Linked DNA regions of Homo sapiens: regions 2 and 3 are each linked to region 1. A link is a contact called in ENCODE Hi-C data. All regions are on one chromosome and are shown on one strand. Each heading gives the region's core, a stretch centred on a gene start or an enhancer-like site at or near the end of the contact. The rest is flanking DNA. Distances are from core to core; before and after follow the strand shown.

Region 1 (5,015 bases), core at 1,572-4,071:
AAAAGACAATAGTCCTGGCGCAAAGGTGAGATCAATGTAAACAGAACATTGGATGACCCTTAAAGTCTTGGACATAAAGAAAGGATAGGCCAGGCATTGCGGCTCAAGCCCGTAATCCCAGCACTTTGGGAGGACGAGTTGGGCAGAGGACGAGTCGGGCAGAGCACTTGTGGCCAGGAGTTTGAGAGCAGCCTGGCCAACATGGCGAAACCCCATCTCTACTAAAAATGCAAAAATTAGCCGGGTGTGGTGGTGCACGCCAGTAATCCCAGCTACTAGGGAGGCTGAGACACGAGAATTCCTTGAACCTGGGAGGTGCAGATTGCAGTGGGCTGAGATCATGCCACTGCACTCCAGCCTGGGCGACAGAGCAAGACTCTGCATTAAAAAAAAAAAAAAAAAGAGGCCAGGCACGGTGGCTCAGGCCTGTAATCCCAGCACTTTGGGAGGCCGAGGTGGACGGATCACAAGGTCAAGAGATGAAGACCATTCTGGCGAACGTGGTGAAACCCCCTCTCTACTAAAAATAGAAAAATTAGCTGGGCGTGGTGGGGCGCGCCTGTAATCCCAGCTACTTGGGAGGCTGAGGCAGGAGAATCACTTGAACCCGGGAGGCAGAGGTTGCAGTGAGCCGAGATTGGCCACTGCACTCCAGCTTGGGCAACAAGAGCAAAACTCTGTCTCAAAAAAAAAAAAAAAAAAAAAGATATGCATTTAATTCAATTAAATATTTTTCATTTCTCTGAAGGCTTGGGGTTAATGGCATAGTTCTTTTCTTTTCTTTTTATTTTTTGAGACGGAGTCTCGCTCTTGTTGCCCAGGCTAGAGTGCAATGGCGTGATCCCGGCTTACTGCAACCTCCGCCTCCCGGGTTCAAGCGATTCTCCTGCCTCAGCCTCCCTAGTAGCTGGGATTGCAGGCACGTGTCACCACGCCTGGCTAATTCTATTTTTAGCACAGACCGGGTTTCACCACGTTGGTCAGGCTGGTCTTGAACTTCTGACCTCAGGTGATCCGCCCGCCTCGGCCTCCCAAAGTGCCGGGGTTACAGGCGTGAGCCACCGTGGCCGGCCTCTTTCCTTAATAAAGATAACTTTATTGATTTTTTTCATTCCATACATACTTAAACAATATAGAAAATCATGAAATTTGAAACCAGCCTGGGCAACATAATGCCCCATCTCTAAAAAAAAATTTTTTTTTGAGGAATAACTTACTTTTGTGTGTGTGTGTGTGATGGAGTTTCTCCTCACCCAGGCTGGAGTGTTCAATGGCACGATCTTGGCTCACTGCAACCTCTGCTGCCCGGGTTCAAGCGATTCTCCTGTCTCAGATCCCAAATAGCTGGAATTACAGAAGCCCACCACCGGCTGGGGGCGGTTGCTCACACCTGTAATCCCAGCACTTTGGGAGGCCGAGGAGGGCAGATCAGGGGGTCAGAAGTTCAAGACCAGCCTGGCCAACATGGTGAAACCCCTCTCTCTACTAAAAATACAAAAATTAGCCCAGCGTGGTGGCACGTGCCTGCAATCCCAGCTACTCGGGAGGCTGAGGCAGGAGAATTGCTTGAACCTGGGAGGCGGAGGTTGCAGTGAGCTGAGATCGTGCCACTGCACTCCAGCTTTGGGTGACAGCAAGACTCCGTCTTGGGAAAACAAAAACAAAGAAAAAAGAAAAGCCCACCACCACCACCATGCCCGGCTAATTTTTGTATTTTTAGTAGAGACGGAGTTTCACTGTGTTGGCCAGGCTGGTCTGGAACTCCTGACCTTGTGATCCACCCGCCTCGGTCCCCCAAGGTGTTGGCATTACAGGCGTGAGCCACCGCGCCCGGCCTCATAATGAATTATTTAAGACAATATATCAGGATTTCATGATGGTCTGTGCCTTTCAGAAGCTCGGCCATTGGAGATCTGGTTCCATCAGATGGAAATAGGGAATATTCCTGAGGAAATCTCCCCTCTCCCCCCCAACATCATATCAATAAAAAAAAAAATTCGGTTCAGCAAACCGAGTTTGTTGAAAAAATTTAGGTAATGAAACGAGTAAATGGGGTGGGAGAAAGCAGGATACATTCAACATGAATGAAGTGCCAAGTAAGTGTGCAGAAGCCGGGGCGGTTCAACCAAGGTGAATAGAATGCGGCACCTATCCCGCGGGAGCTCGGGACAAGTAAACCGTGGTAACAACTCTGGTGGAGGGGCAGGGCTCGGGGCAGGTGCCCGAGCACGAAACTTCAAATTCTAAGAGCCAATACACCTTCCGTCTTGAAAGTCGTGAAGTATTTTCCCTTATCCCCAAATCATTCGCGCCCAATTCCTAAGAACGGCAACAAAAACAAAAACACAAGAATGTGTCGCCGATCGTGCTCCTTCTCAAACACGGGGATATTTCTAAACTTTCCGCGAAAGATCATAACGAGTACCTTCCTATAGCCAGACATCGCCCCCAGAAACCGCAAGTCCCACTAGGATGCACACGAAGCACACTGGGTGCAGCACTCTCCCCTTTTCAGAACGCCGCCTTATGTCCCAATCCCGATCCGAGCCTGCGAGCTGTGGCCGCACGCCCTGCTGGGACTTGTAGTCCACTCCCGAGTCCCATTCCCGATCCGCGCAGACTCACACGGCCTCTATCTGCCCTTCGGTCTTGCTGAAGCCCAGCCCAGTATTCAATGCTCCCCATCCCCATCTCGCTCCGTCCCCTCGGGGGCCAACCTCCTCCGGTCACGTGGGAAGTCTCACATGCGGCGATTGGTCGTGGGGGCTCGGGGGCGGGGCGAAAGGCCCTGCGAGATTCTGTGCCCCTTGTCGGGCCGCTTGTTTGGCTGCTGCCGTCACCTCATGGCGACGCGGGTAGAGGAGGCAGCGCGGGGAAGAGGCGGCGGCGCCGAAGAGGCGACTGAGGCCGGACGGGGCGGACGGCGACGCAGCCCGCGGCAGAAGGTCAGTCAGGGGGACGCCCTCGTTGTTGTCGGGCCCGGGGGATGTTTGGGCTCCCTTTTTCAGGGTCCACCTCTTCTCTCTCCCTGGTTACCTATAGCCACGGGACGAACATCCGGTCTTCTTCCCTCCCGGGGGTGACGACAGTGGGAGCAGGTGGGGGGGGGTGGGACCGCGATGGATGGGGTGGGAAGGGACGACGGTTGGGGTTTGGCGGCGCGCGGCGGGGAAGCCGGGAGGGAGGGCAGGGGGCGCACGCGGTTCTAAGGGAGAAGGGGTGCGAGGCGGGGGTGCGCCAGGTGTGACAGCCACGTGCGGCCAGCACCGCGGGGATCCGGGCGCCAGGCGTTCCTTCTCCCAGTCACCGCCGTCACCGTGCTCCCGGCGCTGAGCGCCGCCGTCCGGGGGCTCGCTGGGGTCGTGGGCTCGCCCTCCTGGCGTCGGGCAGGTGCGCAGGGCGCGCTGCGGGGTGCCCCCGGGCTGCTCAGGCTAGGCTGTTGCGCAGTAAGATAACCGCGCGGGAGCCGGGGTGTGCTTGGCCCCCCTTCCCCCGCCCCCCTGCGCTCCCCGCCACTGCGCGGGCGGGCAGGCGAGCGGGTGAGTGTCGCAGGGCCGGTGCGAGCGGGACGCTCGGCCCCCGGGACCTAGACCCCGGGGCTCCGAGGGCTTGGCTGCACGTGGGGCCGGGGATGGATGGGGAGGCGATGCTGGAGGACCTCGGTCCTGCAGAGTTGGGATATCGCATGATAGCTGGTCCTCCCAGTCCTATTTACCACCCTCCTCTTTTTTCCCCTCTTTTTTTTCTTTCATTTATTATTTTTTTAATTTGATGAGTGGAAACTTGAATGCCTTCCCGACCCTGGCCTTGGGTCTTTCTTAATCTGGGAAACAGGCCGGACTGTTCCCCTTGCCTTACTTGACTCACGTCAAGGAGTTTTCAGTCCCTCCCTAGATACAGGAAAATTGAGACCTCTTTCAGAACGGGACAATTCCACTTGTTCTGGAGCTCAGTGGGTGGAGTTTGAAAAAGATTGCACAACGAACGGGGTACAGGGTTTTCGGGGCCCTGGAATGGATAATTGCGGGGACTGAGACTGGGAAGGTGGGAACCCCATCTCTTTTTTTCCTTGCAGGTGAACATACTGAAACGTTCGACTTGTTGGATATCTTGCTTGATCACCGAGGGCTATTTAATATTACTTAATTATGTATTTGAACACTCTTAACTCCTGTATGAAATTACGAAATAATATTTTTCTAATGCAATTCATAAACTTCAAATGGGAGAACAAAGGTCCAGTTTACGTCTGAGCAGAGTGTTAAGAATTAGCTTTTTGGGGCCTGTTTCTAAGGTCAGGTATTTTCATGTTTCTGCATGACAGTGTTACTACTTCTCAATTACCTCTCTTTCTTTCTCTCCCTCTCTTTGTATTCTAAAAGAAAGATCCAGTGCTTGCAGGACTGAAAAAGAAGCTGTGGACCAATGTCCTGTAAGGGATTCAACACCATCACTTTGGACACTTCACTTATTCCCTAAGGGTGGAGTGCCAATCTCAGTGTTTGATTTCGTAGGTTCCCCAGGGGAGGAGGACTCTGATAAAAAGCCACTGCAATTGAGGATATAAGTTCCCTTTTATGACACTGGGATAAGGACAAAAAGTCGTTGAATTAGGAACTGAGGTTTAATCAACTAGCATTTAAAATAACCAAGATAGGAGGTAATGACCCTTTGAGGTGCAGAGCTCTGGTTAACAGCTGGATAGGAATAGTCATGTGTGTGTCTACTCATTTTTGTTTATGTACCTCATACTCCATTCTTCTTTGCTTATGCTCTTCTGAGCATCTTTTTCTTTTTGATTTCTAACTGACAGTGACGGCATTCAAATACATGGTAAAATATTAATCTTTGAATTTTCATTTAACAAATTGGGTGAATTATCTTGTGTTTGCAAGAATCATTTTTAAGCCAGCTATGGTGGCATGCACCTGTAGTACCACCTAGTCAGGAGACTGAAGCAGGAGGCTAGCCTGGGCCGCAGAGTGAGACCCTGTCTCTTAAAAAAACAAACAAAC
Region 2 (5,015 bases), core at 1,040-3,539, 1.6 Mb after region 1:
TAAATGGCAGCATGGTACTTTTTTTTTTGGAGACAGAGTCTTACTCTAGCCCAGGCTGGAGTGCAGTGGTACCATCTCGGTTCACTGCAACCTTGACCTCCTGGGTTCAAGCAATTCTCCTGCCTCAGCCTCCTGAGTAGGTGGGATTACAGGTGCACGCCACCACTCCCGGCTAATTTTTTTCTATTTTTAGTAGAGATGGGGTTTCACCATGTTGGCCAGGCTGGTCTCGAACTTCTGACCTCAGGTGATCCACCTGCCTTGGCCTCCCAAAGTGCTGGGATTACAGGCGTGAGCCACTGCTCCCGGCGCATGGTACTTTTTAAACTTTTACTAACTTTCTAGAAAGGTTAGTTTTTGACCAAAAGACGAATTAACTAAACTGCAAGTGACTGCAAGAAATCCTTTACCACTACTTAAAACCAGATCAAAGCAAATGTCCCTAAGCAGAAGGTCATATTTGTGTATATGGGATGGCACATTATAAGGCATCTAATATTACTACTTAATACTAAATTGGACCTATATTAACAGATGTTCAGTTATTGTTTTTTCTCCATCTTCTCAATCTATACGGATAATTAATTTGTTACTTCCGGTTCACCAGGTCTAAATAAAATTTTAAAAAATTATTCATTTGAGTCAAAGGTAATGCTGCTGAAATTCCTAGTACAAAGGCTCTGATATACAGGGATGAAAATGGAGTGATTGCCCCAGGAGTTCTGGATCCACGTGGGTGAAGCTAGAGGTCACAGCACTGTTACTTTGCATCTGGAGGAGGCAGGAGACTCTGCGAAGCCCTCTGTTGTTGCCTCTGACTCCATTTTCCCTCTTTGCTAATTCATTGCTCCTACCTGTAAAATTTTCTAATATGCTTCCACTTTCATTTCCTCATCAAATATTCACCGTTATGAAAAAGAAAATCCTATTGGCTTGGTATCAAGTGGCCAAACTGAGCATGCTGCTACATATTGTTACCAGATTCACTACAGGAATAGATTAAGTGGATTTTATCCCAAATATCTATTTCCTATTACAGTACTGCATCTTTCTAATTTGGTGGCAGCTATGACCTCATACACTGCCTATTTTCCGTGCTTTTCCTAACCAGAAGAGACCCTATTTTTCTCCTTTGCTTGTTAAAGCGAAAATAATTATGCAGCTTTCCATAGATTTGTCCCCAATGTCTTTTTAAAAAAATTTTTTTTCTTTATTTTCTAAAAGTAGCATTGGAAATGTTATCTCCTTCAATTTCATCACCTCTTCATCCTCCTTGGAAACCCGATCCATGGTGGGTATTAAGATCTTTACATTTGTACTGGTTGGGCGATGACTTCATTGCTTTCAAGCCAGCTGGGGGATCTTGTGTGGCAGAGCATCGGACCGAAGCGGAGGTGTGGGTCGTTGCTGCTGCTGCTGCTGCTACTGCTGCAACAGCTCTTTGCACGCGCCCAGCTGCTGTGTAAGGAATCCTCAGGCTGCTAGGTCTTTGCGCCTAACTCACCCAAGGGACCGCAAGCTGCTGGATGAGTGTACGTGTGAGTGTGTGTTGTGTGTGTGCATATGTGCGTGTGTGTGTGCACACGCAGCGGCAACAGTTGGGCAGCAGCAGCAATGGACTTCGATATCATTTTTACCAACAACAGAGATAAACCATCCTCCATCCTGTATTTCTCAGCTCCCGCCCCGAGTATGTTCTCCCCCTCTTCTCCGACTTCCCCCACCCCAGCCCCCGGCACGGGTCCCTCCGGAGGGAGGGCAGGGTAGCTGCGCTGCAGGCAGGATTCCCTCTTTTTTCCGCAGTGACAGGCGGATTCCGGGGCCTCCTCGCCACCTCCTACCCCCGCAGCCACCCCTTTCTCAGTCACGATCTCCCCACCCCACCACCGTCGACCCTCTCCCTGCTTCCCCGCTCTACCCCCCGGCGTCGACTCCAGGCTCGGGCCCCGCCCCTCTCAGCCTCTCCAGCCCAGGTTGCTAGGGCTTGGCGGGGCAACCAAACCTGGCGTGCCAGGAGGCGCGGCGCGCGCGTGAGCGCGCAGGCGAGCTTGTATAAGGAACCAGCGTTCTTCGGCTTCGGAGACTCGAGCACGAGCGGCGCGAGCCCGAACCCCAGGACAAGCGCTTCCTCCTCATTGGCTCCTACCAGAAGGGGGCGGGGTAAAGGCGGGATCGGGCAAAACCTGAGGTGCTTTCCCATTGGTCCGAACGGGCCGGCTGGGGCGGGGCAGTTAGCAAAATAGGCTGCGCGTTCGCTTCTGCTAGAGGGCGGGGCCGGAGGTTTCGATTAGTTGTCTCTGCCGCTGGGGAAGGTAAAGCGGCGACGGCGTCCTCAGGAGCTGTGGGGTCCCCTGCTAGAAGTGGGGGACTCGGCGGGGTGAGTAGTCGCGCCGCCACCCGCCCGCCAAGCCTTCTTACCCTTACATCGGCCCCGCGTCCACCCAGCTTCTCCTGAGAGTGGAGACCCACCCAGTCCCCCCGGGCGGACAAGAGAAGGGGCGGGGGCGCCGGTTCCCCCGGAACGGGGCGACGCGGTGAGGACGTCCCAGCCCGGAGTAGCCCCTCCTCAGCGCTCCCCTGCGCCTCTGGAAGGGCTTCCCCCGAGGGGCTGGGGCTGTCTTTTGGGGTGTGGGGAGGCGAAAGGGTGTGAAAGAGGGGCGGCGGGTCGAGCCCGCCCCGCGGGGTTCCCCTCAGCGGCGGGTCTGCGGCGTCCCCGCCCCGCCGCTCCCGCGGCACGAGCTCCCCGGGGCTTGCGGCGAGGTAAGCCCCTTCCCGCCGGCGCCGAGGAGGGGCCTGCGCGCCCCAGCCCCCTGCCCGAGTTCGGAGGGAGCCCGAGACTCGCCAGGGGCCGTCAGTCGCGGCCCGGGCCCTTCTGACCTTGGCTGCCCGCGAGGGTGGGCTAGCGACCGGGCGCCGGCCCCGCGGCTCCGCAACCTCCCCCGGACAAGTTTCAGGCGATGCTGTGAAGTTCACGACTGGCATAGTGCGGGGAAGAAGAATGGCCCCTTCTCAGACCTTCATACCTTTTGGACCCTCATAGAAATCGGATTCTGGGATTTGGAACCGTCTCCCAGAACGAACAGGTCCTCCTTGCATTGACACGTTTTGTGCCCACGTTGGGGAAAAAAATAACCTGAACATATTTCAGTGTAAAGGCAGATCTTCCTTGAGGGTTTTGTTTTTCGCTTCATTTGAGTGTTAAAGAACAGATGCCTGAATAAGAAAAGCCTGACCTTAGTATCTCTACAGTGAGATTAGACGGGTGCTGTGATATTTAAGTAGTTGCAGATCAGTATTCTGTTAGCACAATCTATTTTAATTGGCTGGAATTTAAGCTGATTTTAGAAAGTATTGTTGACACCGAATGATTTCTTTCTGTGCATCTGAATTAGGTTTGTTTGAACGTAATGGTTATATAGTTAATGTAAAAGATTACACAAATTAATTTGTCTGAGAGCGTTTGTCAGAAACAGGAGACAGAGATGTGTATAGAACAGGATTATCGTTTTAGGTAACATCTGCTGGAACATTTCCAGCTTGTTTCTTTCTTGCTGTAGGGTTACAAAAAAGACATCTTCACCGAGGCTATTCGGAATTACATGTGAGTGACACTTAGATGTAAATTTGTTTTTATTTCCTTCAAGTGTTTTAAAATGTTTTGTTCACAAAATGTGAAGAGGCTATATTTACTTGTTCCTGTATGTTAGTGTTGAAGGTGATAGTATGATCTTATGATTAACAATCCAATTAGGGTCCATTAATAATAGATTTTTAAAAAAGGCGTGCTGCTTTTCGAGAATATGATAGGTTGAGTACCTAGCAAGACTTCTAATTTCTTTTTATTAAAAGTACTATTTTAGGATTGAGAATTTTTGGCGTTGACACTGAAACCAGGAATAAGGAAGCCTGCAGCAGTCTTAGCAGTTTGACACCACCAGTAGGTGTTTCTGTTGACAAATGCAGAGAAGAGAACATTTGGGAAGGAAATCTTTTTTTCGGGGCGGGGGTTGGGGGGGAGGTGAGGGTGGTTGAGGGGGGAAGGAGCCAGAAGAGAGAAGCTAATGCTGCCAGCACTGTATGCTGAGCATTTCACAAGTACAAGGAAACCTAATTAGGGAAAAATTCCGTTTGGCTCTATTAAATAATAGAACTACAAAAGAGGCATACTAAATAAAGTTAACCATTCCAAGAGTGTTAGATATTATCTGCCATTTCAGAGTAGTTGGGGGTTCCTCAATTGGAGAGGGTATCAAATCTCTTTGAATTGTCTTGCCTTTTTAACATAGTCAATGCAGCGATTAATTTGCTAGATGTATATATATCAAACAGTTGAGTATTCCAGTTTTGTTGTTTAGCATATTTCCTAAGCCTAAATTTTTTAAAATCAAAATCCGATATATTTTTTTTAAATTTGAAATAGAATTCTTTGTCCAGAGAGTAATTCCTTTTTTCCTGGCTCAGTCTTAAAATTTATTCATGATTTAGGGGTTTGTGATTGGTATTTTTTTACCCCTTTTTCTCAGGTTTTTGATTTTTACTTATGCAAGTTCCCTAAGTCTGCCTTTGTTTATATTGTAATTTTCTTGGAATTATTTAAATCAGAGTGTGGCATCTATTGTGTCCCCTGGGGTTTTAAAAGGAAAGGCTCCCATTGAAAGAAATTGCAGGGCCGTCTCGCATAGATGGGTAATAGAAGGTTGACTGATTGCGAATCAGATGTATTCGGTTGCAAATATGCTGCTTGGGGTTAAGGCAGTTTCAGTTAACGGGAACCAGATTTTACGTGGTGTTTCTACTTTGAAGGTACAGTATTGTTACATTACAAACTGAAAGACAGAGGTGGAGAAATTCCTTTAAGTATCACCCCTAGCCTTGTTTCACCACTGTGTCCAGGAATCTATGAGAGACTGTTAACAATAGCTGCATTGTTGGAAATGACAGTGGCTTCTCTTGCAGAAAGTTAACCTTTCATTATGATTTTCATTTCAGTTTACTTTGTAAAAGAAAATTTAGCT
Region 3 (5,015 bases), core at 476-2,975, 1.3 Mb before region 1:
CAGGTCAACATTACACAGTCAACAATATATGGACTGTATGTATGACAGTAGTCCCATAAGACTATAATGCCATATTTTTACTGTATCTTTTCTATGTTTAGGTATGTTTAGATACACAAATACTCACCACGGTGTTGCAGTTGCCTCAGTATTCAGTACAGGAACATGCTGTATGGGTTTGTAGCCTAGGAACAATAGGCTATACCATATATCCTACTACACACCTAGGTTATACCAGCTAGGTTTGTCTAAGTGTACTCTAAGATGCTTGCACAACGACAAAATCACCTAACAATGCATTTCTCCGAACATATCCCCATCGTTAAGTGAAGCATGACTTTAGCAGCTCTGTTGGCCCCTTACTAAAAATCTCCAATGAACACTTTGTCTTTCTTACTTCACTGAATTCTCTCGATCTCCCACCCCTTCCCCAGTGCCACTCATCTGTCAGCCTCACTGGTAGCACCCATGAGGTAGTTGCTACCAATGAGGCTGACAGATGGGGGCAGGTTTGTGTGGCGCCTTAGAGAAAATGGAGAAAAACAAAGAGGTCCCTAACTCTTACCAGAACATGCTGAAGATCTTGGCATTAAAAGAGATCTTCGAGGGTCATTGAATTCAAAGACCCATCTATTCCTGAAGTTCAGGGCCAACATTTTGGGCAAGAAATCTTTCAGCTTACTCATGAAGTCTCCTAGAGCATAGGCAAGTCATGGACCAGCTGTTCTTGGCAATGTATCTCATATTTCAGGACTTACCTATAGCCAGAGTTTGTTATTCGAAAGTCTTTTCCTCTTTGGGAGGTCTAGGTTCTAATGGACTATCCCAGAAGGAATATAATCTATCCCTATTCCACTTCAAGTGTTTGCAGACAGTACCCCCAATCCCTTAAATCTTTTCTTCAAGTGAAATATACCCAATTCCTTCAAAGATTCCTACTGAAACGAAGAGAGGTGCTTTGGCAAAAAGCAGACTCTGGAACCAGACAGCCTAGGTTTGCATCTCAGCTTCACCACATATCAGCTGTGTGACCTGAGGTTTTCTGTGGCTCAGTTTTATCTGTAAAATGGAATGATAAGACCGCCTACCTCAAAGGGGTGCAGTTAGTGCTATGAGAATGTTAGCTGCTGTTATTCAGAAGGGCTCTACTCCACAATACCCTCCACTTAGTCAAGGCCTACCCTAAAATGTATCCTCCCTGAATAGTAATCGATAAATATTTATTGGGTGATAGGTTGCAAGGCGCAGAAACGAGCTTAATACTCAAAGCAGTACAGGCCGGTCATCACCTACATCGAAGCAACCAGAAAGTATCTTTATCCCCATCTAGATTATGTCTGGGTCCTTCCAGACTCCTACGATTAAATTGTATGCATGTGAACAACTGATGAGGTACTTAGATCTCAGTGCTTTGCAGAAAGAAAAGCCGTCTACCATTTTCACCAAATTTCGTAGTACAATTTAAGTATCTCTTGTTATCTCCCCTAGGAGTCTAAAGTGAGCTGGGGAAGGCAGGATTTTGCAAACTGACCGCCAGCATTCCCTCACCTAGTGGACCCCTGCAGGAGCCCCAGGTACTCACGCTGCGGTAGCGGCACCTGGAGCCTTAGCGGCGGGGGTGACGCGAAGAGCCGCCGGGAGCGAGTGCAGGGAGGGCAGGTTAAGAGAGTGTGGGTCCAGTAGCCTCACCGTGACTCAGCGCTTCGCGGCCGGCGGCCTAGAGGAGGCGGGAGGCGGGAGTCTACGGGTCTCGGAGGCCCTGGGGCTCCGCCCTCGGGAATGTCACTCCACTCTCGCTCCGCCCTACGCCTCTCCCAGGCCAGCTTGGCGGCCCTTTGGCCTCCCTGCCTCTCGTGCCGGGAAGAGATGCTCACTCGGGTAATTTAGGCGGCACTTGCTGTGCTCCAGGAGGAAATGTGTGGCCCGGGCAGGTGCTCTGATCGGCGCTCCGGTCGGTCTTGTGGGAAATCTGTTTTTAACTGTAGTCTCCCTGTCACCCAGCCGGCGGAGCTTGGCGGCACGGATTCCAGTGCTGCCTCCACCGCTGGGAGGCACCACTTGACATGACCTGGGACAGGTGGCTCAGTCTCTCTGTGCCTCTGGTTCCTCCTCTATAAAATGAGGATGGTGATGATAATAGTGCCAGCCTTATCGGGCTGAAATGAGAATTAAATGAGCCTGTCACATTCTAAGCACTACAGAATCGTTTGTTCCATAGATAAGTTGCCTGCTGTTTGTCAGTTAGAATTGCGAGAAAAGGAGTGCGGGAGTGGGGACGGGCAGCCATACGTCTTTATTCCTGCCTGAAGAGAAGGCACACTCTAGTGGGGAGATAATTGGTTAAGAGTTTGTATGGTGTTGGAACACAGTGGGCAGGCGTTGGAGAGTTTTTCCAGAAGAATGAGGAGCTGGCACAAGCCAGTGAGGGGATCTAGTTGATTACTAGGATTATTAACTAGTGGTACAGGCATAGCTGCAGTTTCTATTCTCTAAACACCAGAAGGCTCATTGCCTGGTTTTGAGAAAGGAAAGACAGTGGTGTCTCTAAAATAAGGTTGGAAAACTTTGTCTGTGAAGGACCAGATAGTAAATACTTTGACTTTGCAGGCCATGTACATTCTCCAGTTTGCCTTTGTAGCAAGAAAGCAGCCATAGATAACATGTAAATAAATGAATGTGGCTGTAGTTCAATAAAACTTTAATTATGAATACTGAAATATAAATTCATAAAATTCATACAATTTTGAGTTCATATAATTTTTACTTGTCATGAAATATTATCCTTCTTTTGATCTTAAATGTAAAACCACTTAAAATGTAAAAACCATTCTTAGCCCTCTGGCTATACAAAAATAGGTAGTGGGCTACCTACTCATTTTGGCTGCAGGCCTAGTATGCAGATCCCTGCTCTAAAAGAACAGGTTAGTAGAGGAACGAACACTTTTCTCTGGGCTTTTAAAATATCAGTGGGGCTTAAACCCGTCCTCATCACCTTACTTAGGCAGTTCAAGGCTAGCTGAGATAATACACATGAACATTAAAGGTGCTATGGAATAACAAAGTATTGTTTCTTATCGTCATTGTAACTAGTTCTGCAACTGTCTCCTCTACCTCTGCAGCTGTAATAGGTGTACTAGGAGTGAACGTTTCTCCTCTTTGTCTCTCAGAAGCCAGTTACAGGTAAAAGCTAAGTCCAAGGTTGTACATGGTTAGAGCAATGCAGGAATTCCATTTACAGGCCCCTGCAGAAAAAAGAAAAGAAAAGAAAAAAGAACAAGTCTGAAAAGGTAGAAGACTTAAAATGAGGAGAAACAAAGGTGAGAGAGGGAAGAATTCTTACAAATGAACAAAGGGCGTATAATGTTTCACTGTAACAGGGTCCTGTTTTGAGATGAGAAATGTGACCCTGTATATTAAGCTTTGAGCACTTTTCACACTGTCATTGACATCCAGATCAAGATGTGGAGTAGGTGGCTAAATATATGAGTGTGTAGATGGACTGTTGATCACCTTTGGAATCTTGGGAAGCATAAAGAAAACTCATGCTGATATGACAATGAACAAAGCCTTCCCTAAATGATTCCAAATAACACCATTATAATCTTTAAAGACAACCACATTATTTAGGTACCTTGACTCTTTTCTTTTTTATTCACGAATTCCATTTTCCTCCTCTGTAAAACTTATTGAATTTCTTTTCAAAGATACATATTATAGAAGTACATGGGGCCAGGCGCGGTGGCTCACGCCTGTAATCCCAGCACTTTGGGAGGCCGAGGCAGGCAGATCACCTGAGGTCGGGAGTTCGAGACCAGCCTGACCAAAATGGAGAAACCCTGTCTCTACTAAAAGTACAAAATTAGCCAGGCGTGGGGGCGCATGCCTCTAATCCCAGCTACTCGGGAGACTGAGGCAGGAGAATTGCTTGAACCCAGGAGACGGAGGTTGCCGTGAGCCGAGGTCGTGCCATTGCACTCCAGCCTGGGCAACAAGAGTGAAACTCAGTCTCAAAAATTAAAAAAAAAAAAAAAAAAGTACATGGACATCTGAAACACTTCCTTATTTTTGTTTCTTTCTTCTTCAAGCCATCAACTCAAAAATTCTTTCTTGTAGATTTTGTTAATTTGCCCTTCAGGGCAGTGTAGCTGCTATTCATTAGATGACAAATGTCTCTGAAATATTCCATATTATAAAGACTCAGACTCACTGAACCCAGGAAATCAATTGGCTCCAAGTCAAGGACTGATTATTTTATAAATGCTAGTTTACGAAGGCCATAAATACACTGGGTGGTTAAAGACATCCAAAGATATCCAGAAAAGATGAGCACATGTGACTCCCATATCCACCCTCATGAGAGCATTCTGCACAGACACGGTCTGTTCCATCGACCAGTGCTCTGACCAAGAAGCTACATGTGATCAGCTGTTGCATGAAACTCATAATTGTGTTTTTCTCTATCTTTCCCTTGGGTTTTTGGCAGTTCTCCGAAAAAAAAATAGCTTATGACCCTTTCCTTTGAGCCACAGAACTTTCTAGAATCCATCACAAGCAAAATACTCTCAGGCCTGAAAGGCCAATTCATCTCTGAACCAGGAAACTGGAGAAATTTAGATGAATGATTCCCCTGATACTTACCTCAATTACCCTGATAACCTTTCTCAGTTTTCAGCTTTTGTAAAGTTTTGTCTTCTGGCTGAATGGAGGCCGCTTTCTAGATCACAGTATTGGAGTAAAAATTAAAAAATAATTTGAATAACTAACAACCTCTAGTTAATGTTATGTACATTAACTAGTGTTTATGGATTAAGTGTACTGATGTCCGCAACTTACTTTGAATGCACCAAAAAATAACAATAGCAGCAATAATAATAGGAATGACAACAAAGTGAATTAATGGATGAATAGAGAGATGGATAAACGGATTGATATATGACAAAGCAAATACAGCAAAATGTCAATTGTAGAATCCAGATGGTGGTGTATTGGTGCTTTAACTTTTTTTAACTTTTCTA

The links. Hi-C counts contacts between places; a loop is a spot of excess contacts on that map. Pooled maps may share reads with other maps.
Region 2: a loop to region 1 is called in a map of CD8-positive, alpha-beta T cell, with 20 times the contacts of the local background. The contact joins the promoter of CDKL5 here to the promoter of TXLNG in region 1. A Hi-C loop is called at or near these places in 2 of 168 maps with a recorded cell type or tissue (CD8-positive, alpha-beta T cell and naive thymus-derived CD4-positive, alpha-beta T cell) and 8 of 50 pooled maps.
Region 3: a loop to region 1 is called in a pooled map, with 7 times the contacts of the local background. The contact joins the promoter of PIR here to the promoter of TXLNG in region 1. A Hi-C loop is called at or near these places in 5 of 50 pooled maps.

The regions. Positions count from the first base shown.
Region 1 is chrX:16,783,645-16,788,659 of GRCh38, forward strand. It overlaps TXLNG (taxilin gamma), which reads left to right and starts at 2,822. Exons shown (of 10, transcript NM_018360.3): 1 at 2,822-2,945. The coding sequence starts at 2,844. LOC124905250 (a long non-coding RNA gene) reads right to left here and starts at 2,622. Exons shown (of 2, transcript XR_007068398.1): 1 at 2,426-2,622; 2 at 2,016-2,319. RefSeq lists enhancers at 2,218-2,417, 2,389-3,121 and a silencer at 3,168-3,607.
Region 2 is chrX:18,423,319-18,428,333 of GRCh38, forward strand. CDKL5 (cyclin dependent kinase like 5) reads left to right here and starts at 2,290. Exons shown (of 18, transcript NM_001323289.2): 1 at 2,290-2,377. RefSeq lists an enhancer at 1,911-2,205 and a silencer at 2,541-2,610.
Region 3 is chrX:15,491,608-15,496,622 of GRCh38, forward strand. It overlaps PIR (pirin), which reads right to left and starts at 1,726. Exons shown (of 10, transcript NM_001018109.3): 1 at 1,583-1,726. RefSeq lists enhancers at 1,136-1,638, 1,639-2,142.